Linked DNA regions of Mus musculus: all the other regions are linked to region 1. A link is a loop called in an ENCODE intact Hi-C map of the cell type or tissue named here. Cell type or tissue: gastrocnemius. All regions are shown on one strand.

What was found. Peaks named below come from ENCODE experiments on the same cell type or tissue, not always from the same donor. Only the 100,000 strongest peaks of a DNase experiment are listed, where the experiment ranks them.
Region 2: a loop joins it to region 1, with 2.9 times the contacts of the local background. A loop is called at or near these places in 23 of 42 quality-filtered maps.
Region 3: it touches region 1 in a loop (4-fold over the local background); 6 of 42 quality-filtered maps call a loop at or near these places.

Annotation. Positions count from the first base shown.
Region 1 is chr2:25,328,401-25,336,400 of GRCm38, reverse strand. Man1b1 (mannosidase, alpha, class 1B, member 1) reads right to left here and starts at 3,658. Exons shown (of 13, transcript NM_001029983.2): 1 at 3,425-3,658; 2 at 2,858-2,966; 3 at 1,909-2,024. The coding sequence starts at 3,541. AA543186 (expressed sequence AA543186) reads left to right here and starts at 3,830. Exons shown (of 2, transcript NR_027448.1): 1 at 3,830-4,253; 2 at 7,680-8,000. In gastrocnemius, CTCF peaks have their summits at 3,920 and 7,714 (motif pointing right); DNase peaks (open chromatin) are centred at 3,728 and 7,739; H3K4me3 peaks cover 2,314 bases; H3K27ac peaks cover 1,502 bases.
Region 2 is chr2:25,268,073-25,276,072 of GRCm38, reverse strand. It overlaps Tprn (taperin), which reads right to left. Exons shown (of 4, transcript NM_175286.4): 2 at 7,028-7,241; 3 at 6,834-6,940; 4 at 6,187-6,717. The coding sequence ends at 6,655. It overlaps Ssna1 (SS nuclear autoantigen 1), which reads left to right and starts at 3,655. Exons shown (of 3, transcript NM_023464.2): 1 at 3,655-3,775; 2 at 3,945-4,144; 3 at 4,492-5,034. The coding sequence starts at 3,724. The coding sequence ends at 4,599. Anapc2 (anaphase promoting complex subunit 2) reads right to left here and starts at 3,607. Exons shown (of 13, transcript NM_175300.4): 1 at 3,396-3,607; 2 at 2,536-3,158; 3 at 2,141-2,273; 4 at 1,233-1,407. The coding sequence starts at 3,557. In gastrocnemius, a CTCF peak has its summit at 3,738; DNase peaks (open chromatin) are centred at 3,644 and 7,861; H3K4me3 peaks cover 2,985 bases; H3K27ac peaks cover 2,818 bases.
Region 3 is chr2:25,254,101-25,262,100 of GRCm38, reverse strand. Ndor1 (NADPH dependent diflavin oxidoreductase 1) reads left to right here and starts at 6,687. Exons shown (of 14, transcript NM_001082476.2): 1 at 6,687-6,884; 2 at 7,160-7,237. The coding sequence starts at 6,750. Tmem203 (transmembrane protein 203) reads right to left here and starts at 6,662. Exons shown (of 1, transcript NM_177344.3): 1 at 5,749-6,662. The coding sequence starts at 6,431. The coding sequence ends at 6,021. In gastrocnemius, CTCF peaks have their summits at 3,025 (motif pointing left) and 5,155 (motif pointing right); DNase peaks (open chromatin) are centred at 5,152, 6,053 and 6,654; H3K4me3 peaks cover 2,343 bases; H3K27ac peaks cover 2,058 bases.

The sequences.
Region 1 (8,000 bases):
GAGCTGCCTGCAGACTGTTCAGTAGCTCCAGGTTTCCAGCTCTGTGAGCCCACACTGGGTAGGCACACAGCTGTCTTTGAGTCACTTCTCACACATATTCCTGTAAGTAACTCCAATGAAAGTCACTGGTTCACCAAGCTGGACTTTGGTGATATCCATACTTTGGTCTGTCATGGGCTTCCTATCTTGGGGTGAGTAAACATGTGTTATGCCTCTCCAGAAAAAGTTTTATCACACAAGACCCCTGAATTCTTTCTGTTAGGATAGTTCATGAGCTAGAGGCAAAAGAACACAAGGAAACAGGAAGCAGCATCCATCCCCATGGGGAAACCAGCATGTGCACAGGCCCTGTCTAGAGGCAAGTCTGCCAGCCAAGCTAAGAACAGCTCCACAGGGATGGCACACTCACTGTCCTTTTGCAAATTCTCCCCTCTCCCCATTATGGCCTGACCAAGACACTTGCCTGTCTACTTTCTTGTACTTTCTAGTGAGCATCTAGCAACTTAGAAACAAGCTTTTTGAAGAAGAAAAAGTACAACACTCCCTGATTAGAATGAAGGCACTCCTAAATTCACCAGGGCTGACATCCCATGTTTGGATCCCAGGCCAACTTTCATCCATTGTTGACCTGGAACCAGTACTGAGGAGACATTTTTCTAGAGTGGCAATCTGCAGAGGTTTCCTGTTTGTATGATACCCTATAGTCTTCAGGGATATGAAAACTCTACCTCTGCCCAAGACTACCCATAGAAGAAGTTGAAGACTTGCAACATCTGCTAGGTGTAGCCTTGGCTATGTGAAAAAAAAAAAAAACCACAAACACAAAAACAAACAAACAAACAAACAAACAAAACCCAAATAGCCAAAGGCTTTAGAGATGTAGAACTCAACTGCAGTGGACAACTACCCCAACTCTCAAGAAATCCGAGTCTGGCCCTATCACAAGTCAGCTCTCAGCAACTGGCTCTTTTATTGCCAGACCCCTGAATTTATTGCCTCTGACCTACCTCTGGGCTCCACTCCATCTGCCCCATTTCCACAACCCTAAGCTTCTCAGACTGAGTACTCCAGGATGAGGCCTGCCTGTCCCAACCCCTTCTAGACAAACTACACTACCTCTCTACCCAGGATTCCCCAGAAATGCCTCCTCTATCAGGTGATTCTAATACCACCCACCCATAATGGCCCCACGCTGCCTGTTAGGTACAACACAGCATCAGATGGAGCTGCTCAGTGTTCCTTGACTCTTACTCATTTCTCAAAGGCGCCTCTGTATGGGGACCCTCACTCTTTTCCACACCGTAACTTCCCTGGGCGGCATCTTGCTCCACTGTGCAGTACCTCTGCCTGGGCAGTCTCCTCTCCCTCCTCAGCTCTTCCTGAGCACACTGTCCCTCAGGCACCACAAGAACCACAATTGGACAGATCCCAGTTTCGACACCCCAGCCTAGCTCCAGCAGGTCACTTTACAAAGGTCTATCTCCTTCAACCTTGCCCTGCCCACCCAGACAGAGACAGAGGCTTCTTAAATGGAGGCAGGGGTGGTTCCGCCTCTCAACACTGATCTGTACTCTGACACATGCCAACCAACTAACTGTCTCATCTATTTACGGCTGGCCTCTCACCTGCCCTTCCTATCGGCTTCTGTGGTTCCTCCAAAGAGGAAAGTCTCTTTCCTCATCAGTGGGCAGCCAACACATGCCTGACACAGGAGCTTAATCATGTCATGGTGGCGTTCAAAGGGAATGAAGCAAATGTCTGCCTCTTTCTTGCCCAACTTCATACAGTCAGCCTCACCTGAGCCAGTGTGAGGCTGGCTGTGACAGGGAAGAGAGGGTAGCATTTACCAACCTAGAGTGCTCCAAAACAGACCCCAGTGACAACCCACAGAGCCCTTACTGGAAATACCTGAGAGAGTATGTCTGCAAACCCTTCTTGTTCAGCACTTTCCTTCTGAGGCGCTGGTAAGACAGGCAGGACTTCTTGCTTCATCTTCTCTACTTCTGCAGGTCTGCCACTCAGAGCTGTGGAAGCAAACCTTTTCACCTTAAGGCCCATTACAGGCTCCAGAACAGATGTCTAAACAGGTGCTATTTGTTTCAGGTAGTGAAACCTCCAAGAAGCACTGAACTCAAGAAGGCCCAGAGGAATCAAATCTGCTGTTAGTGTCATTGTATCTTGGAGAGAGTTTGTCTGTGGAGCCCTGGCTTTGTAAACCAGGCTGACCTCAAACTCAGAGTCACCTGCTTCTCCCTCCCAAGTGCTGGGATTAAAAGCGCCACCACCTCCCAGCTTGAGCAGGGTTTTATGTAGCCCAAGCTAGCCTCAACTCCTGATCCTCCTACCTCTATTTCCCAAGTGTGAAGACCACAGTCTTTTCCAGGCTGAATTCTTTTTCAAGCATTTGGCAGAGTGTGTCCTTAAACACAACATACAACAACCCCCTCAGCCCCGCAACATATCAATTTAATAGTGCCCAAACAGGCAGCTTGACTTGAGCAATCTGAAGCAATGTTTGGGTTTCCAACCTTAAAGCAGCCCAGAAGGAATCCTAGGATCCTCTCAGGATATCCACTGGTCCCAGGCAAACACACTGTACCACGTGGTAGGGACATGTGATTAGTGCTGATCTGCTGCTATAGACTGATGGGGAGGGGAGGGACAGCACTGTTGGCCCAAAGACCTACAGGGTCACCTGTACACCAGTTGGTCATACTGGGCTCCACATTTTCCCCTCTGCTGTATTTATTGCCAATCTGTCACCACATGCCTTGTGGTACTGTTTTATCTGGATTGCAATACTGTATCTGACCTCAGCCTGCATCTCCTCTGCTCGAGCACCACTGGTATTTCATACCTTTCCACTGGTCAGCCGTATGAAGAGAGTACAGGAATCCACAGAGAATCAGAAAGCCCAAGACGAAGAGAATCACATTCCGCTGTAGCCTCGAAAGCTGCTTCCATTTCTAAGAAAGAGCCGGGAAAATGACACTTGTCACAGATTCGGTTAAAAGAGCAATTCAGAGAGACCCTTATGTAAGGCTTGTCCTTACTTGAGGGCAGGTAAGTTCCCTCTCAGCAAAGTTTACATTGACAGAACAGTGCTAGAGGTGACAGAGCACACCATCCCATACATGGCACAAGATCTGTACACCATGTGTCCAGCTGCACGTGCACTGGAGAAAAACTCCTGAAATCCCCATGACTTGGCTCAGGCATCGTCGGACCATACGGGCTGTGCTCATTGCCCCCTCAGCTCAGGATCCCCAGGGCACCTGACATTAGGCAGGGGAAGCAACCACACCGAAACCCAAGCTGCGAGAACCAGACGCAGCACAGAAACTTCTGGACGCTGGAAGAGACACGAACGCTCCAGCTAGGTACTTCCCTCGGTAAGGCTTCCCCAGCCCGGACCCCGCCTCACCCTCCAGCATGAGCGCCGCCGCCGGCTCTTGCTGTTGTCGTAGCTCTCGCCCAGGCTCAGCGTCACCGAGATGAAGTCCCGGTGAGGCGCCGGCGGCGGCGCCGGCGGTGGGTACATAACTGCGAAGCCGGCCCAAAAGACCTCGCTTGCTGGAGGCGTCAGGAAGCCCAAGACTGAGAAAGACCGCGGGCTGCCATAACGAAGGCATCCACACCCCGCCCATCGCCCTAAACACCAGTGCGCACGCGCCGCGTCTTATCGGTCGTTGCGCAAGCTCAGAACCCTAGTCTAAGCACCGCGCCTGCGTACACCCTTGTGCTGGTATTTCCTGGCGGGTCACTGGCGTCACGATACCCGCCCCTGTGCCGTTGACGTTATTTCATCGCGTCCTTACGTCGCTGAATCGCGCGCATCCGCTCCATTGCAGGCGTCCTGCAGACTCCCTGTTGGGGGCGGACTGACTACGGTTTGGAGAAGTGTTCTTTGTTGCAGTTACGTCTGGCTTGAGTTGTGGACTATCACCCTTGCCGGAGTCCTGCGCTCGATCTCGGGGAGCGGGCATCACCCTGGCGCGCCTGGAGGTGAAACGCAAAACTCCTGACCGGAGGAAGGGACGGCCCTGCTGAGGCTGAGTCCTGGGGTGGCTCTGCGCCCTGAGGCCGCGGCCTGGCCTTTCTAGTCGCTCCGGCCTGGGAGCGACCCTTTCTGCGACCATTCCGCTCCTAGCCCTACCTACGTACTCGGCAACGGGTTTAAAACGACCTCACTTTTCCGTGCGCGTGGTTCCCTCGAGGAAAACATGCAAAACGACAAAACTGCCCACTGTCCGGTGGGTGAAACTGCTGCTTCCCAACTTACTTGTGGTATTTCTGAGCATTTGGAGAGTTCCCTACGTTGCGATCATTTAGTTTGAATCTCCTACAGAAGACCTACCTGATCCCGCGCCCCTTCCCTACATTTTTTTTTTTTTTTTTTTGTGGGGTTGGGGGAGGTTCGAGACAGGGTTTCTCTGTATAGCCCTGGCTGTCCTGGAACTCACTCTGTAGACCAGGCTGGCCTCAAACTCAGAAATCCGCCTGCCTCTGCCTCCCGAGTGCTGGGGTTAAAGGCGTTCGCCACCACACCCGGCCCCTTCCCTACTTTTAAGTCCTCACAGATCGCTATTACAATAGTGCTCTCAAATGTAGGTTTTCGGAACCATGGCAGATGGTGCAATGACTTTGAGGTCTGCATATCTTCCAAAATGAAGGCGGAGTTCTTGTTGGCTATTCACGCCAACTCAAGCCAGGTCTACACATTCCCACGTTCTGCTACTGCTTATGACCATGAGGTGGCAGTTGGCATACCAAAGGGCTAGTTAGAGCTCTACGTTAAAAAAAAAAATAAACCTTTGAGGGAAGAAATAGGAAGAGTTTGTTAGACCAAAACAAAATCTGGAGCTGAAAATCTTCCAATTCAAGCCAGGCAAGAATGATAAGCCACTGTGGGACAAATCCTTGTCCAAGTTCAGAATCTAGCGACATTGAAGGTCTTGAAGGGGTTGAAAGAGGAAAACCAAGTCAGCCACAGAGAGCAATGATGAAGTAACCTTGCCCTTCTCATAATTAAAGCAAAGCAACACCTGTCTGTGCCCATATACAGACTCTTAACACTGCAGAGGTAAGGAAGTTACATAGTTCCAAGCCAGCCTGGGCCCCAGAGTGAGTGAAGTCTTGTCTAACAGTACTCAAACAATGGGAAGCTATACCTTTAAGCACACAGAAATTCATTATAGGCCATATATAAGACCTAAAAGAAGTCGAAATAAATTTGGAAAGATTTTGGTCACATAACATATTTTTAGCCATATTTGGACTAGAAAAGTGAGAAATCAATAAATATTTGAAAAGCGTAAACACCACTCTAAATAAGAGGGTTTTGGGTTTTTTTTAAATCACAAACTAAATTAGAAAATAATGTTGAATCAAATGAAAAGGGGGGCTGGAAAGGTGGCTCATTGGTTTGAAGGAGTGTACTATTGTAGAGGACAAGGGTTCCCACATCAGGCACCTTACAACCACCTGTAACTCTAGACCAAGGGTGCCTCTGTGAGCATCTTTATGCAAATGTACATACACACATAAAATTAAAAGTAATATATTTTTGAAAAATTTGAAACTTTGGTTATAAACTTTTACAATAAAAGTGATGGAGGGGGGCTGGTGAGATGGCTCAGTGGGTAAGAGCACCCGACTGCTCTTCCGAAGGTCCGGAGTTCAAATCCCAGCAACCACATGGTGGCTCACAACCATCCGTAACAAGATCTGACTCCCTCTTCTGGAGTGTCTGAAGACAGCTACAGTGTACTTACATATAATAAATAAATAAATCTTAAAAAAAAAAAAAAAAAGTGATGGAGGGGGCTGGAGAGATGGCTCAGTGGTTAAGAGCACTCACTGCTCTTCCAGAGATGCTGAGTTCAATTCCCAGCAACCACATGGTGGCTCACAACCATCTGTAATGGGATCTGATGCTCTCTTCTAGTGTGTCTGAAGGCAGCTACAGTATACTCATATACATAAAATAAATAAACAATTATTTAAAAAAAAAGTGATGGAAAGCCTTAACTGTTTCCACATTAGCAGACTGGAGGAAGAGCTAGCTGTAGCCCCACCTGTGCTTTCAATACTCAGGGGGCTGACACTGGAGGATTTCAAGTTCAAAGTTAGAACTGAATGAGACCCTGTTGGGGAGGATGGAGAAGAAAGGAGGAAAAGAGGGAGAAAGGGGGAGGGAAGAGAGAAATAGATTGTAAGAGACATAAGTCTTTTATATGTCAGATCTTATATGTGGCCTATGATGAACACTTGTGCATTTGAAGGTATAGCTTCCTGTTGTTTGGGTACTGTGTGATAGTTTCAGTTAGGCCAAATGGTTGCCAGCACTGAACAGCAAGATAGAAGACAGTGTACTCATAAATCAAGAGGCTTAGGTAAAATAGAAAAACTCTTAAGTTACAAGGTGGTAAAACCAACTCAAGAAGTGGGAAATGGAGAAATACCTATAAAGAAATTTACTTTAAATCTGTGGCACACCCTACAATCCCAACACACTGGAGGTTAAGGCAGAGGGATTTCACGGTCAGAATTGGTGGTTGAGTTGGGAGAATTTTTGTGAGCTTGAGGATAATCTAAGCTACACAGTGAGTTTAAGGCCAGTTTGAAATGTGTAGTAAAGCACCGTCTCAAACAAAACCACCCACCCACCAACAAAAGGGTCCGAACCGGCCGGGCGTGGTGGCGCACGCCTCTAATCCCAGCACTTGGGAGGCAGAGGCAGGCGGATTTCTGAGTTCGAGGCCAGCCTGGTCTACACAGTGGGTTCCAGGACAGCCAGGGCTACTCAGAGAAACCCTCTCTCGAGAAAACCAAAAAAAAAAAAAAACAAAAACCAAAAAAAAAAAAAAAAAAAAAAGGTCTGAACCGTATATGTCTCCCTTCTCATAAGGCCACACCAGCATTCTTCCAGCTACTTGAGCCTATGAACTTTGGAGTTATTCTTGGGCCCTCATCTTTCTTTTAGGACAGGGCTCCTCTGTCCCTGGCTGTCCTGGAACTACAGAGCAGGCCAGCCTCAAACTCAGGGAAATCTACCTGCCTTTGCCTCTTGAGTGCTGGGATTAAAAAAGTGTGGAGTTTTATCTAAACAACAAAAGTAATTATATTGAGTCATGGTCCTTAACACTTATTTAGACTGGATTTAACATTAGAGAATTCATCTTGTGTAAAACCCTAGGACTATAAAGAACAGGTGAGGTCTTTAAACCTCAATCCTTAGTCAGGATAAATGAATTCATATTTGTAGGAACTACATGTAATTACTCTGAATGGGTAAGATATGTATTCTCTTTATAAATGTAAAAAGTAGAGTAAAACCTTTGCTCAGACCTCAATCTCTCTCTCTTTCTCTCTGTCTGCCTGTCTGTCTGTCTGTCTGTCTGTCTCCACTCAGCTCTGTAATGACAGAAGATATGTGCTGTCATGCCTGGGTTTTCATATAGGTCTGTGTTATGGAGTTCCCGACCCCTGAAAAAAGCTTAGAGACTGAATCCAATTGTAATTAAAAGATTGATTGATTATGGCTGGCTGAACAACAATCTCTTGAGCCAAACCTAAAACTAACATGAGAAGGTGGATGAAGAAAGGATCGTTTTTATTATTTTATTTTTATTTTATTTTTTTGAAATTTTTATTTTATGTGTATCGGTGTTTTGCAGGCATGTATGCATACCTTTTGTATGAAGTATCCATGAAGGCCAGAAGAGGGCACTGTTGCCACTGGGACCAGAGTGACCAATTGTTAGTCATGTAGTGTTCGTACTGGGATTCGAGCCTGGAAGAGCAGCCAGTGTTAATCACGCAGCCATCTCTTCAGCCCCCAAGGGAAGGACTTTTAAGCCTGAAAAACTGCAGGAAACCCTCGAGTGTCTGCATAAGCAACTCAAGAGCTGTTTTGCTCTGCCGCATAAGCAAGTTACAGCAGCAAACAAGTAGTTGGTCATAACATAACACGTAGCTGGTCACTGCCGTAGGTGTGT
Region 2 (8,000 bases), 60 kb after region 1:
GGATCATTAGTGCAACATTAATGTGTGAGGTGTAGTAACACTTAAAGCTCCAACAGCTGCCCTGACTCACACCAGTCATCCCTCCCATGGTTTACAGTTGTAGATAGCTCAACTGTCTCAAGCTGTACTAGTTCTTGGGAAAATAGAAATAAACAGTGTTGTCAAATGACAACAATTGCAATTAATCAAAAATGCCTTCAAATCTTTTTCCCCCCTTCTAGTTTTTTGAGACCACTGAGTGTCTCTGTGTAGCTCTGGCTATTCTGGAACTCGAACCGTAGACCAGGCCAGCCTTAAACTCACAGATACCCATCCACCTGCCTCTGCCTCCCGTGTGCTGGGATTAAACGTGTGTGCCCCAACACCTGGCCGCAAACCTTTTTTTTTTTAATTATTTATTTATTATATATAAGTACACTGTAGCTGTCCTCAGACATTCCAGAAGAGGGAGTCAGATCTCGTCATGGATGGTTGTGAGCCACCATGTGGTAGCTGGGATCTGAACTCTGAACCTTCGGAAGAGCAGTCGGCGCTCCCAACCACTGAGCCATCTCACCAGCCCCCAAACCTTAATTTTTAAGATTTAAAATGTTTCTATATGTATTTGCTTACAGGGACTGTTTGCCTGCCCATATGTATAGGTTCCATGTGCATGCTTAGTACCAGTGGAGGGCAGAAGATAGTGTTTGATCCCCTGGAAATGGAGTTACAGATGGCTGTGAGCTGCTACATAAGTGCTCAAAACAACCCGAGTACTCTGTAAGAGCAACAAGCCATCTTAGCTGATGAGCCATCTCTCCAGCTCTACCCTACATTCTTCTATATATTGACACTTGATTATAATAACCACACATGACATGGGGCCAGTCCTAAGTAGGAACCAAGATGAAAGAAACAAGAGTGGATACCTAGGGGCTGGTGACATGGCTCAGCAGTAAGAGCACTGAGCGCTCTTCCAGGAGTCATGAGTTCAAATCCCAGCAACCACATGGTGGTTCACAACCATCCATAACTAGAAACAAATAATGCCTATGGGCCAGAGCAAGTGGGACCAGAGCTAGAGGGAGAAGAAGGGGGAGGTGGATACTTAGAAGCACCTGCTCAATGCTGACCTAGACTCTGAGCCATGTCAGAGGGAGTCTACCATGCTCACCACCCTGCCAACAGCAGAAGGGAAAGCAAAGGCAATCACTGGGAAAGGTAGCTCCTGAAAATTAAGAGGCAGGACCAACCTCGGATGATGCTGAAAAGCTCCTCGATGCGTAGGGTGGCATAGATACGGTAGAAGAATCTCTGTACGTGGCAGCGCCAACGACGCAGTGTGTTCCCAGCTTCTGGAGAAGTTGGTCTGGTGGGGTTGTCCTGAAGGAACACTTTGCCAAGCCAACCAACCACTCTCTCTATCCACTGTGAAAGATCATTAGTGTGTGAGGTGTAATAACATTTAAAAGCTCCCTTCTGACTCAGTAACCACACACCTTTGGCAGGACCCTAGAGGTGCCCCAACCTGTGTGTAGAGGCCAGAAGTATCAAGTCTACACTCTACTGCCCAGGAGTTTCCAAGTTTACGACTCTAGGCCAAGACTGCTGGGACACCCACTTTAATCACTCCCCATCATGGCTAATATGCATCCACAGCAGATAGACTCTTGAAGAATGGGAAGTACGGAGTGAAGCAGAAACAAGGTCTATGGCTTCATGGGGCTGAACCTAGCTTCTTCACAATACAAACCATACCTCAACAGTATGGGCAACCAGAAGCATTCACTGGGACACCCTAGCTCCATGCTAGAGTGTACACTGGTTACAGGTTAATCCTGAAGGGAACTGTAGGCAATGGAAACTTGTAGGCAGTGGAAAGAAAAGGGTCTCGTAGGCCTGTCTTGCCACACCTACCTGAGGAAACTCGTTGTAGCTACCTCTGGTCCAGGATTTAAAATTTTTATTTTAAATGCACGACCTATTTAGTACATACGAGATTTGTTCTTGTCATCAGGATCCAGGACTGGCTTCTATAGACAGCACCAGGATAACCTCAACCATCACCACTCCTGGTCAACTTGCCTACTGTTTGGTATCAGGTCTACCACAACTCCACTTTTGCCTTTAACAAGAAACAGACCAGAGAGGTGATTCTCACCTTGTGAAACTCACGCAAAAAAGAGCGCTCATACTCTCCTCGGCAGCGGTCTTCCATCCTTTCCCGGGTCACCTGATGCAGGGTGGTTGTCACGGCCTCAGCACAAACCCGCTCCAGCAGACTGAGCCTATGCCTAGAAAAGATCCCCGCTCATGGAGAACCCACAACACACATCTGTCCCTTACCTAGGAGGGCTCTCCCCATAAAGATACTGCACACACACCCTATGCCTATGTCCAGGACAGTATAAACGTGATGAACAATAATCCCTGGTTACAAGTATGGGCAAAAAAGACATCGCCAGTTAGTCTATAAGCTCTATTGAGAGGTCTTTTGAATTCAGGACTAATGAAGCTTGCAGAGAAACCGCAGCATGGTTAGGAAGCAGTACTCACAGGACCTGGCTCAGCTGGTTGAACTGCTCCAGTGCCTGCCGGCACCAGCACTGCTGCTTGTCACTGCCACATCCTGCGCACAGAGGACTCTGCAAAAGTCGGTAGTACCTGCGGCGGGCATACCGGCTATCTAGCTCACCCTCTAGTTCCGGGTCTGTGCCCCCTTCTCCTTTTCTCTTGCTCTGCATATAGACTCTCAAGAAACGACCATAGAGGCGCTGGACCATCTCCTGGAATGTCCTAGGGGTGGAAAAAAACAGGACTCCCCGCAACATAGTGTGAACTTTCTCCCGAAGCCCCTGAGCTCCAGCGCCCATCAGCAAGCCCAGACGAGTCCATTTCTCTAGGAGTTCTAGGCTATGCAGATAGGGATCCAAGCGGCTTTCCAGCAGACCGAACGCATCCAGGAGCAGCCCAAGGCACTGGGGCTCATCGACAGAGTTTTCTCGCAGAGCGATGGCATTCCAGAACTCCGTGGCAATATTGCCTTGAAGGTCGTTCTGCAGCACTTCCACGAACCACTCCTCCAGGACAGAGTGCAGACCGTGTCCCCTCAGAACCTCCACCGCTGCACGAAGCTCTTCCTCCTTTGGTGGGACTGCACCGCTGGTCCGGGAAGACGCCTGGAGCACGGAAAACCGTGAGCAGAGGGGCGGAATAGGGGTAAAGGGAGAGGAGGGGCATGGAAAAACCCAGCAACCGAAGAGCTGCCAGGGAACCAAACAAATCAGGTAGCTGAGGAAGGAGGCAAGCCCACTACAGGCAGGCCACGGAGCTGTGAGGCCCCAAGGGTGGACCCCCTAAAGTATGCAAAGTCGCGGGAAATCTGCACAGGCCCGACAACCTTTCCCCGGCCTCACCAGCCCCAGCGCGGCCGGCGGCACCAGACCGGTGCTCACAGTATTCCAGGCAACCAAGAGCTCCTGTCCAGGCCTAGAGTCGCAGTCATCGGAGGCAATAATTGTCGCCGCCGCCGCCGCCGCCGCCGCCGCCGCCGCCACCGCCACACCCTCGGCCTCCATCACTGTCCACAAAACAGACCCGCCCAGTAGAGCGCACGGTGATGACGCAAGCGCGGACCTGTGGCGCAGCCGTGACGTTCACCAGCCCGCGCGCTTTGTGGGCAGTGCGCAGGTGCGGACTTAGCTGTGCAGGCGGCGGTTGAGGCTTCCGGACGCGGTGCAGACCATGACCCAACAGGGCGCGGCGCTGCAGAACTACAACAACGAGTTGGTCAAGTGTGAGCGTCGGGCACTGAAGGCCGCGGGCCGGGGCCGGCCGACCCACTCGGGAGGCTGCGTGGACATGCCTCACGAGCCCCGCTCTGCGGCCTGCCCCTCTGTCATTGCTGGTTGGGGTCGGAAGCTCACGAGTCCCCACCCACAGCTCTGTCTTCCCACCCACCCTAGGCATCGAGGAGTTGTGTCAGAAGCGAGAGGAGCTGTGCCGGCAGATCCAGCAAGAGGAGGACGAAAAGCAGCGGCTACAGAATGAGGTGAGGCAGCTCACGGAGAAGTTGGCCCGCGTCAACGAGAACCTGGCGCGCAAGATCGCCTCTCGCAACGAGTTTGACCGGACCATCGCAGAAACCGAGGCCGCCTACCTCAAGGTGGGGCTCTCAGATGTCTGTTGTGAGTGCCTTACTACCATCTGAGGCTAGGTAGGGCCCATTGTGGTTCAGAGGCTGTAGGTGGAACAGTGGGCTGTCTGTGGGTTCCAAAAGTGAGCATTGGTGTATTGGACAGAGTACACGGTGTGGGCCTGAATTAACCCAGCCTGGCTTTGCAGGGTGGAAGAGCTCTGGGACAGGTGCAGAAGGGAGGATGGTTTTACTCCATAACCAGTTGGCTACAGCACAGATGACCAAATTGAGATTTCCATCCTCCATTATTAGAGCCTGAGGCAATGGGACCTTCCTACCAGAGAAATAACATCCTTTTATTTCTCTGGCCCCAGATCCTGGAGAGCTCTCAGACTCTGCTTAGTGTACTCAAAAGAGAAGCTGGGAACCTGACTAAAGCCACAGCTTCAGACCAGAAGAGTAGTGGAGGCAAGGACAGCTGACGAGTGCCTGTTTCAGCCGTGGCCTATGGCTGCTTAGTCCTCAACATGTCTGTCCTAAAGCATCTTTGTTCTTCGTGGCCTCAGATGTCTTTTATCTCTGGTGCCCAGAGGGGCAATTTCTGACCTCCACCTGCCTAGACAAGAAAAGCCCTAGGACAGTCCAATGGAAGAGGTGTTCCCAGCTCCGTACTCACATGTGCTGTGGGGACCCTGAGCAGCTCCATGAGGGGCCTCTCTCTGAAGCTCCTGAATCCCTTTGGGCTACCAGGAATGTCCTGGTCCTGGTCTGAGTACTGTGGGAGCCCCTCACTTTGTCTCCCCAGCCACTAGGGCCCCAGGCCAGACATGTTGAAGAAAGAATCTTGACTCCAGAACCAAAACCTTAGGGCCCATCCCCATGGCCTCTGGTGTTTCAATAAAGGTTGTTTTGCAAGATCTGTGTCTGCTAGCTACCATATATCCTGTTGGTAAGAAGACCTGCAGTTTTTCCCTTTCTTATCTTCAAAACACAAAATGCTGAAAGTACTCACCTCACACAGGTCAGCCCTAGCCCTTAACTCTCTTTGCAAAGGTGCTGGTGTTTTCCCCAAGTCCAGAACACAAACCACTTTTCTGTGAGGGGCTTTGCTCTACGATGGTGCTCAATACAGAACCTGGCTCAGAGATAGAGACAGGGACAGTAAGTTCTGTTTGGTCCAATCTGCTGCTGCTGCTGTTAGGACCCATCTTCCAACCACATGTGTTGCTTACTTACTATTTCCATGTGCCCTATGACCCAGCCCTTTGTCACAGCTTCTGGGGAAAGTTTGGAAGTATTTGGTGACCAAAAAGATCCAGAAAACAGCTGTGGTAGTTTACACCTGTCATCCTTCGTTGAGGAAGAAGGATCGCCTTAAAATCAAGGCCATTCATGTCTGCATAGTAAACTGTAAACCAGACTGGGACATAGTATGAAACCCTTTCTTAAACAACAAAAAAAGTACCTATAAAGCTGGGCTTTTACTCTCTGAGAGAAACCTACTTCAACATTCTCCTTAGCTCTAGTCAAGCAGTGACAGGAAAAGAAGACACATTCGGTGCCTGCAGATGGCCTACACTGGCTGCCAAGGCCTCTGCGAACAGTTTCCAAGCAGGCAGCTCTGCATTCCCCTAGCCTTTTGGGAATCTCTGTTGCTATAGCCTTGTTACAGGCTTATACATCGGGAGGTATCCAAATCAAACATGAGAAAAGATCTCCAAAGTTCCATTTAGCCCCATTCCTGTGTGATACACGACTAGCTACTTTACTAGGCTCCTAGCCCTGTGCTGAATCCTGTCAATTATAACACTAACCTTCCTCCCTTCTGGCATCTAGACCCCTGAGTCATGGGAGTTGCAGAGCCCAGAGGTTAGGTCCACTTCCCACAGTACTAGCTCTGGGAGAGAGAGTAGTAGACTTGCAGTGGGAAGAGAACAAAAGCCAGAGCCAGACCAGCAAGCTCAAAGTGTGACAGTACCAGGCTGGGGCCCTTTTGCTTTTTTTGCACACAGGTGCCAAGTTAGGACCTTGTTCTCAGACTGAGAGCTGTGTAAAGAAGGCAAAAGCAGCCTTGTTACAGTGCTGTTTATTGAATCCAATATCAGGGGAGAAAAAAAAGAAAAAACACCCTGCCATCTTTCATGAAAAGTAGCTGAGTTCGCTGAGGGCAGGAGCTTGGATTTCGGCAAAGAACAAATAACTAGGGTAGCCTCTCACTCCTCGCAGTGGCCACTCCTCAAAAGGTAGGAGCTGAAATTTCCGACAGCACTCTGGGACAAGATCTGCTCAGGCCTCCACCTCATCACAGATGAGACAGTATGGACAGATGTCAGCCTGTCCCACAGGCAGTTCCCACCTGTTCATCCTTGGTGTGAGATTCAGATCTGGCCCTAAAGGCAAAAGGAGGTAACAGAGAGAGAAGGCAGGGAGAGCCAGGTAGAGGGGCACAGAATACAGTCAGGGCTCCTGGGTATTGACTGGCTTCCAGGACCACCACACCTGGGGCTAAGTCTTGGCCATCCTGACAGTTGCAGGGGTCAGAAATAGAGGGCTGGCTCGCTGCGGAAGTCCGAGAGGTCGTTCTGACTGGCAGGTGTGAGCTGAGAGAAAGAATAGAATATACCACTAAGGCTTATCCAGGCTTCAACCATTCCCCAAGCCAGTCAGCCTCCTTTGGTGATCTGGGTGTTCACCCAGCACCCTCCACCTGGCTTACCATGACCTCCTTCGGTGGGAGCTCCACATCAGTTGGAGTCTGCACCAGTGTCTGTTCCTGCCACTTGCTGAAGGCCATGGAATGCTTTGGAGTGTAGCTGGACAGACCTGTGAACGGAAGACAACAGGCATGGATACCTGCAAGTGTGGTCCACATCCCACTCCCAGGCTGCCCAGTCCAACGGCTGCGATTACCTGAGCTGCTCTCAGGTCCCACACTGCTTACAAATGTGGCCCGGGGCAAGAAAACTGTGAAGGGTTTCTCTGAGTCAGGCCCCACTTCCTCCTCTTCACCATCTTCCTCTCCTTCCTCCTCCTCCTCCTCCTCCGCCTCTTCCTGTGCCAGAGAGCTCTCAGAAGGGTACTCAAATGTTGTATGCAGGCTCTTGTCATTGAAGGAGATCTTCATCTAGGAGTAAGAGCCATGTCAGCAGGGGCCCTACCACCCAGTTAGGCAGAGGTGCTAAACAGGGAGAGAAGACTTCTACCAAGAGTTATAGGATCCACCTATCCCACCCTATACCTGTAGCTGCTCTTAAAGCTAATTTCATGTTCTGGGAAGAATCCTAGCACCAACCATCACTGTCAGAGGCCCGCTTAAGAGGCTAACACCCATCAGTTGGGCTGTTGGTGCTAAGTACCACCTATTTTTTGGGCTACTGGGGAGTCCCACTTTTTATTCAGAGTCTAGGGTAATAGCATCAGTGATTCTCAACTCCTACCCTACTGTGTGCCTCACTCACTGGCTCTGGAATTTCATAATCAAATTCTCCCTTTTCTCCTAGTGGCCTGGTTTTAAGGGCCAGAAAGCTGTGGGCAACCCTCTGTCATGATCTTCCTGTCTGCTACCTGGGCTGGGAGCTCCACCTCCACAATCAATGACTGCTGAGGTTCGCTGGTCCTCTCAGCTGAGCTCAGCCTAGTGGGTTGGTAATGAACATGAGCACTTGCCTGCAGCAGATGGGGCAGTCTTGCTGGGCTCGAAATATTAAACTCCTAGGCACAGGACACCAACAGCCAGCTCAGGTTCCCCCTCTTCTCCTGGAAGGAGCCAGAGGCCCAACAGGATGGAAGACTAGCCTGGCAGGAGGGTTGAGCCTGTCCTGAGGCAGCAAATGACCCTGGCACATGCCACAGAATGGACCAAGGACCCACAAAAGCAGGAAGC
Region 3 (8,000 bases), 74 kb after region 1:
CCAGATCTACTATGTGTGTAAATATCTGGTGCACAGCTTGCCACCCATGGTCCTGCCAAGTATCCATTGTGTGTAGGAGGCATCAAGGAAGCAGCCTTGTTTCTGCGCACACACAGGTTACACATAAAAACTGAGCCTCAGCCGGGCGTGGTGGCGCACGCCTTTAATCCCAGCACTCTGGAGGCAGAGGCAGGCGGATTTCTGAGTTCGAGGCCAGCCTGGTCTACAAAGTGAGTTCCAGGACAGCCAGGGCTATACAGAGAAACCCTGTCTCGGAAAAACAACAACAACAACAACAACAACTGAGCCTCACACATTTAGGCAGTCTGTCATGCAGAAAAGTACAAAAACAAGGGTAAAGGTCCCACTAACTCCTGTTGAAACACCAACTTCCAAGAATGGACAGGGGGTTAGTGACTCTGAAGGGCCATAATCTCATGACAGATAAGTCTTGAAAAGTTTCTTTGGGTATCGCTGCATAGTATGCAATATATACCCCTCCCCAGCATACACAGTAGGGCAACTGCTTGGAGGCATTAGGAAGGTGGGGGCTACAGACTGGTGATGTGTTTTTCCTTTGTCTGCCTTATAGACCACAGCCAGCTGAGGCCTGGCATTGCTGCCCCTGGTGCCACTTGCCTTCCAGGGGACTCTGCTTCATGGAATGTGGGTCTCTGCAAATACAAGTTCAGCCTAGGGATAGGTACCTTTAGGCTTCTGGGTTGCATGGCAGCCTACAGCTGGCATCATCTTAGCTAGATCTTTAACTTACTCACTGGCACACTCCATATAAACTGGCAATTATAAACTGAATTTCAGCTTTCCAGAAGTCTTTCCCAAGTCATTTATTTACCCTTGGTAGTACCAGAGATTAGACCCAGAGCCTTCTGAAAGCACTCTACTACTGAGCTATAGCCTCAGCCCTCAAATCACCTTTTCAAAGGGAACTTCTAGGACGCATGGCTTTTTTTTTTTTTTATATTTGTTTTATTTTTTATTAGATATTTTCTTTATATACATTTCAAATGCTATCCCAAAAGTTCCCTATACTCTTTCCCTGAGCTGTTCCCCTACACACCCACTTCTTGGCCCTGGTGTTCCCCTATACTGGAGCATATAAAGTTTGCAAGACCAAGGGGCCTCTCTTCCCAATGATGGCAGTCTTCTGCTACATATGCAGCTAGAGACATGAGCTCTGGGGGTACTGGTTAGTTTATATTGTTGTTCCACCTATAGGGTTGCAGACCCCTTCAGCTCCTTGGGTATTTTACCTAGCTCCTCCATTGGGGGCCCTGTGTTCCATTCTATAGGTGACTGTGAGCATCCACTTTTGTATTTGCCAGGCACTGGCATAGCCTCACACGAGACAGCTATATCAGGGTCCCTTCAGCAAAATCTTGCTGGCATATGCAATAGTGTCTGGGTTTGGTGGCTAATTATGGGATGGATCCCCGGGTGGGGTAGTCTCTGGATGGTCCATCCTTTTGTCTTAGCTCCAAACTTTGTCTCTGTAATTCCTTCCTTGGGTATTTTGTTTCCTATTCTAAGGAGGAATGGAGTATCCACACTTTGGTCTTTCTTCTTCTTGATCTTCTTGTGTTTTGCAAATTGTATCTTGGGTATTCTAAGTTTCTGGGCTAATATCCACTTATTGGTGAGTGCATATCTAGTGACTTCTTTTGTGATTGGGTTACCTCACTAAGGATGATATCCTCCAGATCCATCCATTTGCCCAAGAATTTCATAAATTCATTGTTTTTAATAGCTGAGTAGTACTCCATTGTACACATTTTTTTTTAATCCATTTCTCTGTTGAGGGACATCTGGGTTCTTTCCAGCTTCTGGCTATTATAAATAGGGCTGCTATGAAAATAGTGGAGCATGTGTCCTTATTACCAGTCGGAACATCTTCTGTGTATATGCCCAGGAGAGGTATTGCTGGATCCTCCGGTAATATTATATCCAATTTTTCTGATGAACCACCAGGACTCATGGCTTTTTTTTTTTTTAAAGATTTATTATTTATTTATTACATGTAAGTTCACTGTAGCTGTCTTCAGACACACCAGAAGAGGGCATCAGAACTCATTACGGGTGGTTGTGAGCCACCATTTGGTTGCTGGGATTTGAACTCCAGACCTTTGGAAGAGCAGTCGGGTGCTCTTACCCACTGAGCCATCTCACCAGCCCACTCATGGCTTTTATACTCAGAATTCCAAATTACCAAAATAAAACAGGAACACACAAAACAAAATCTAAGAAATGTTACAAGGAAAACACTCCAAAGTTCAGCTTGTATCTTGCTTTGAGAAAAAAAAAATCCGCCCAATCCTGGATTGGAGACAATTTTTTCTAGCTGGGGGCAAATGAGACAAGTCAGCCCTTGACTCATTCCCTCAGCGTCAGTCAGCATGTGACATGACTGAGGAGGTGTGAGCTGCTCTACTCGAGCACAGACCAGCATACCTGTTCTGCAAAGGACCACACTAAGTTATTAACTTAGTGATTCTAAGCAAGGACAGTTCTGTCACAGGGAAACATGGCAATGTCAGGATGAACTTCTGGTTATTGCAAATGAAGGTTTCTACAAACATCCAGTATGGAAGGACCAGGCACACTACAAACCTTCTTACATCCTCAGGACAGTCTCTTCTTCATCCAAAATAAATGGCCCAGGGACTGGTAAGGTGTTAAGAACACCTGCTGCAGCTGGGCGGTGGTGGCACACGCCTTTAATCCCAGCACTTCGGAGGCAGAGGCAGGCGGATTTCCGAGTTCAAGGCCAGCCTGGTCTACAGACCAAGACAGCCAGGTCTACACAGAGAAACCCTGTCTCCAGAAACCAAACCAAACCAACAAACAACCTCCCCCCCCAAAAAACAAAACAAAACAAAACAAAACAAAACAAAACAAAACAAAAAACACCCACCTGCTGCCCTGTAGAGAGAGAGAGGACCTGAATTTGGATCCTAGCACCTGGATGGCTGTAATTTGTTCCTGGGGTTCTAATGCCCTCTTCTGGCCTCCATGGACATTGCATGTGTGCTGCATATCCACACAGAATTTTTTGTTTTGTTTTGTTTTGTTTTGTCTTGTTTTGTTTTGTTAAAGAAAGACCTAGTCAGCTGCCGGGGGCACATACCTTTAATCCGAGCACTCAGGAGGCAGAGGCAGAGACAGGCAGATCTCTGTGAGTTCAAGGCCAGCCTGGTCTACAAAGGAGTTCCAGGACAGGCAGGGCTATTTTTACACAGAGAAACCCTGTCTCAAAAAACAAAACCGAAGAATGATCCCAGTCAAATGGCTAAGCACAGTGAGGAACCCTGTATTCTGCAGGTCACATTTGATCTGCCAACTGATGTTCCTTTAGACTTTCTCCTGTCTCCCTGTCCCCCTCTCTCCCTCCTGCTTTCTCTCTTTCAGGCTGGGTCTCACAGGTCAGGCTGGCTTCCAGCTATGAAGCCAGTTGTCACATGCTCTACAAAATACAGCCCATTGTCTTTAGCTGGGGTGGGTAGTAGTGCAATCTCCTACAACAAGAAACAGTAGTGCAATCTCCTACAACAAGAAACAGGGATTTAGCTGGGGTGGGTAGTAGTGCAATCTCCTACAACAAGAAACAGGGATTTGTCAGGCGTGGTGGCGCACGCCTTTAATCCCAGCACTCGGGAGGCAGAGGCAGGCGGATTTCTGAGTTCGAGGCCAGCCTGGTCTACAAAGTGAGTTCAAGGACAGCCAGGGCTATACAAAAAACAAACAGGGATTTTCCAAAAATATTCTAACACCCAAAGTGTTCTAGCCATGGTGCAATAATGACCCCAGCCCTATGATCCCCTGTCCACATGGCAAAGGGCATCTTAGCATTCACCTGATGCAAACATTGAGATGCTTATATATATATTGTTAATTTCCAGCTTTCTCTTTTATAGCCACTCCAGGAAACAGTGTGACATCCTGTTTTAAATCCTTTAAAAATGTAAAATTTAGAACTTATGAGATGGCCCTGCGAGTAGGCACTTGCAAGCAGGCCAGGCTACCTGAGTTTGCTCTCTGATATCACAAGGCTGACAAATAATTTGCATAAGTGGTATGGTACACATACACCTGCATTCACACATACATACACACAAATAATTTTTAAATGTAAAAACTATAATAATGTAGTTCAGTTAGTAGGACACTTGCCTAAGCCAGATGTGGTGGTGTATGCCTTTAATCCTAACTCTTGGGAGGCAAAGGCCAGCCTCTATGAATTAGAGGCCTGTTCTACAGAGTGAGTTTCTAGTCCGGTCAAGGTTACAGTGAGTTCCTGTTTCAGCAGCAGCAATAGTAATTGTTGTCTAATATGTATGTTGCCCTGGATTTGATTTCCAAAATCATATAAAACAGGAAGTAAAAAGGTCATCACTGATTACAGAGTGAGTTTGAGGCAAGTCTTTGCTGCATAACACCCTAATTTTTAAAAATTTATTTATTATATGTAAGTACACTGTAGCTGTCTTCAGACACTCCAGAAGAGGGAGTCAGATCTTGTTATGGATGGTTGTGAGCCACCATGTGGTTGCTGGGATTTGAACTCGGGACCTTTGGAAGAGCAGTCAGGTGCTCTTACCCACTGAGCCATCTCACCAGCCCCCAACACCCTAATTTTTAAAAACGGGAAATCTGTCCTTAAACGACCATTTTTCATCTCAATTCTTCGGCACTGTCATCAGGGCTCACCGATGGCTACACACTAAGAAGTCAGGGCTCTGGTGTCACATGCTCTACAAAATACAGCCCATTGTCTTTAGCTGGGGTGGGTAGTAGTGCAAGTTACTCATCTCCTACAACAAGAAACAGGGATTTGCCGAAAACAGTCTAACACCCAAAGTGTTCTAGCCATGGTGCACTAATGACCACATGGCAAAGGGCGTCTTAGCATTCACCTGATGCAAACATTGGGATGCTTAAATATATATTGTTAATTTCAGGAAACATTTTTTTCCATCAGCAAATGGTCTCATTTGGCACACAACTGACATAAACTCAAAGACCGACCGTAAGCTAATAAATTTCAGCTGTAAATGTATCCACCGCCATGAGCATGTGAGCACCCGTTCCTAATGTCTATGCTTCCTTTTCTAGGTCTGTCTGTCTCAAGTGTATTAATGACGCCTGCCACAAGGTGGTGGGAAAGTCCGTGAAACTGCAATCGGGGGCTGGTGTGATGGCTCAGTGGTTAAGAGCACCGACTGCTCTTCTGAAGGTCCTGAGTTCAAATCCCAGCAACCGCATGGTGGCTCACATCCATCCGTAACAAAATCTGATGCCCTCTTCTGGAGTGTCTGAAGACAGCTACAGTGTACTTACATATAATAAATAAATAAATCTTTAAAAAAAAAAAAAAAAAAAAAAAAAAAAAAAAAAAAAAAAAAAAAAAAAAACTGCAATCGGTTGAGCCAGGAAATCAAGCAATGCCTTGAGACCAGAATTTTTTCTCAGATGGCAGATACCCACACAGGGCCCTATTCATGCCCTTTCTCAACAGTCTGCTTTCTCTTTGTCTTTGTGAGGTGGAATGAACAAAAGGCTAGTCTTTGGCAGAAAAGAGGAAAAGGGATGCCAGCCCTCTTTATCAATCGTATAAGTCTGCCCTGGACAGATGAAGGGACATGCTCTGAGGTCAGTGCTGCTGAGTGAACAAGCTGATTTATAAAGGGGGCACATCACCATGGGAAATACTCAGAGCCCAGCAGGATATTTTACTTATATGCAGTCTCCAAATGCTGGAAAAGTTCAGTATTGACTGGCAATTCAGAGCATGAATAACTGGAAATAAGTTTTAATAAACAAGACTTCACTTTTAAGCTTTGCTCGAGGAAACGATCTTATATATAAAGAAAACTGGACAGTAAACTGGGCACAAGCAAACACTGATTTCTGACCAAAGCTCCACCAGTGTGGCACCAAGTTGGGTCAGGACCGGGAGGTCCAGAACTCCAGCTGCGCAGTGCTCCATTTCCAGCCACTGCAAGAGGCTAGTTGACGCGACAAGCCCGGATCATGAGCAGCTGCAGGAGAATGAAGACCGGAGACGTGATCAGGCCGAACCAGAGCTCTCGAGTCTGCTCCACTAGCTTCTGGCACAGCAACATCTCAAAGACAAACTTGAGGCTAAGGACGGTGAGAACCCAGAAGAGGCGCAGCACAGCCAGTCGCTTCTCCCCATCTTGGAAGAGTCGAACGGAAACGATGGTGGTGAAGTAGGTACTGAGCCCGTCGGCGGCGAAAAAGGGCACAAAGACGTTCCACCAGGAGAGGCCCGGAGTCAAGCCATCCACTCGCAGTGCCAACAGTACGGAGAACACCAACAGGGCCAGCAGGTGCACGAATATCTCAAAGGTGGCGAAGCCCAGCCACTGCACCAGCTCCCGCAGCGAGAATAACATCGCGCCTGCTTAACACCGGCCACCGGTGCCCCGCACCGGGCTGTGACGTCTCCGACCGCAGACCTGGCGACCGCCTGCTGCCGCCGCTGCACACGGGAGGCAGCAAGCAGCCCAACCTGGCCTGGACGCCGGCCCTGGGGCTCTGCGACCCTGAGGACCCCAACCCCGGACCCGGAACCGGAGGCTAGCAGAAGCCCGTGGTGTCCAGATGCTATCCCCGCCCCTCCCCCCGCTGGCGCAGTTGAAACGCGTCATTTCCTGTTGACAGCGGAAGGGGGAAGTTGGTGAGGTGTGCGGTTCTGGCCGGCGTGTGCAGTAATGCAGGTTCCACAGCTCCTGGTGCTTTTCGGCAGCCAGACTGGTACAGCCCAGGACGAGGCGGAGAGGCTGGGCCGTGAGGCCCGGCGCCGGCGGCTAGGTTGCCGCGTGCAGGCTTTGGACTCTTACTCCGTGGTGAGGCTCGGGCGCTACGGCGGAGACCCTCCACCGGACTTCGCGCCCTCGGATGGAGGACGTTTGAGTGAGGCCCTTTGGGCCCAAGCGGATTCAGGGGAAAGGGAGGCACTAGGTTGAGGCCTGAGAAAGTAAAGCCTGGTAGCCAGTGGGAATAAGTGTCCAAACACTTTTACTCTGTTCCCCTAGGTGAAGGTGGTGGTGGGATGCGGTGCAGGGAGGGCACTGATCAAGGCTGCCAGAGACCTTACATCTACTTGTGTCTTGTCCTCGAGGCGAATCTCATTAGGGAGCCCCTGGTGATATTTGTTTGTGCGACCACAGGCCAAGGAGACCCTCCTGACAACATGAAGGTAAGGTTGGCCTAATGTGTACCCTCATCCTGTTTTCATTGCTGTATAAGAGTCCCAGCGTGCACAGAAATAGCTTCCCTTCAACGCGTGTTGAGTATGAGAGGTGCCTTTGAGAGAGATTCTTTTTGTAGATCCGAGGAGAGAAATAGCTCTTAAAACCACACCTGGTGCTAGGGAAAGTGCCAGATGTTCAGAGAGTAAAGGGGGTCCTGAAATCGTACACAACTCTTGGGAAGGAAGGAGCACACCTTTAATTCTAGCTCTTGGGAGGCAGGAGCAGATGGAGCTGGCCAGGGCTACATAGAACCTGTCTCTAAAATAAATTAATAAAAGGAGGGGCAGATGGTGGTGAGAAGCAACCTGTGTAAAGGGCAGAAAGTTGAGGATTCCCCAGCCATGAACTGTGCTGACAGAAAAGGGGTAGGAAGAAAGGTTCATTCAAAAATCCTGGATAGCTACAGTGAAATGTCCTATTAAGATGAAAGCTATAGGGACTATGGAATTGACACAGTGATGCTGTCAGTGTAGCAAGACCACCACCTATCTGAACATGGCAAGAATAATGCTAGGCAATAAATATATCCCCGTAAGCAGGAGGTGCACACGTGCCTTGAGCTGGGTGGTGGCCCAAGGCTGAATAAATCAGGCATATTCCAGAGAGCCCAAAAGGTAGACTCAGCAGGGTGTGTAATCAGAGGGATATAAAAGATGAGGGCAGAATCACAGCACAAGAACCCAAAGTAAAGCCGGGGGAGGTTGTGCA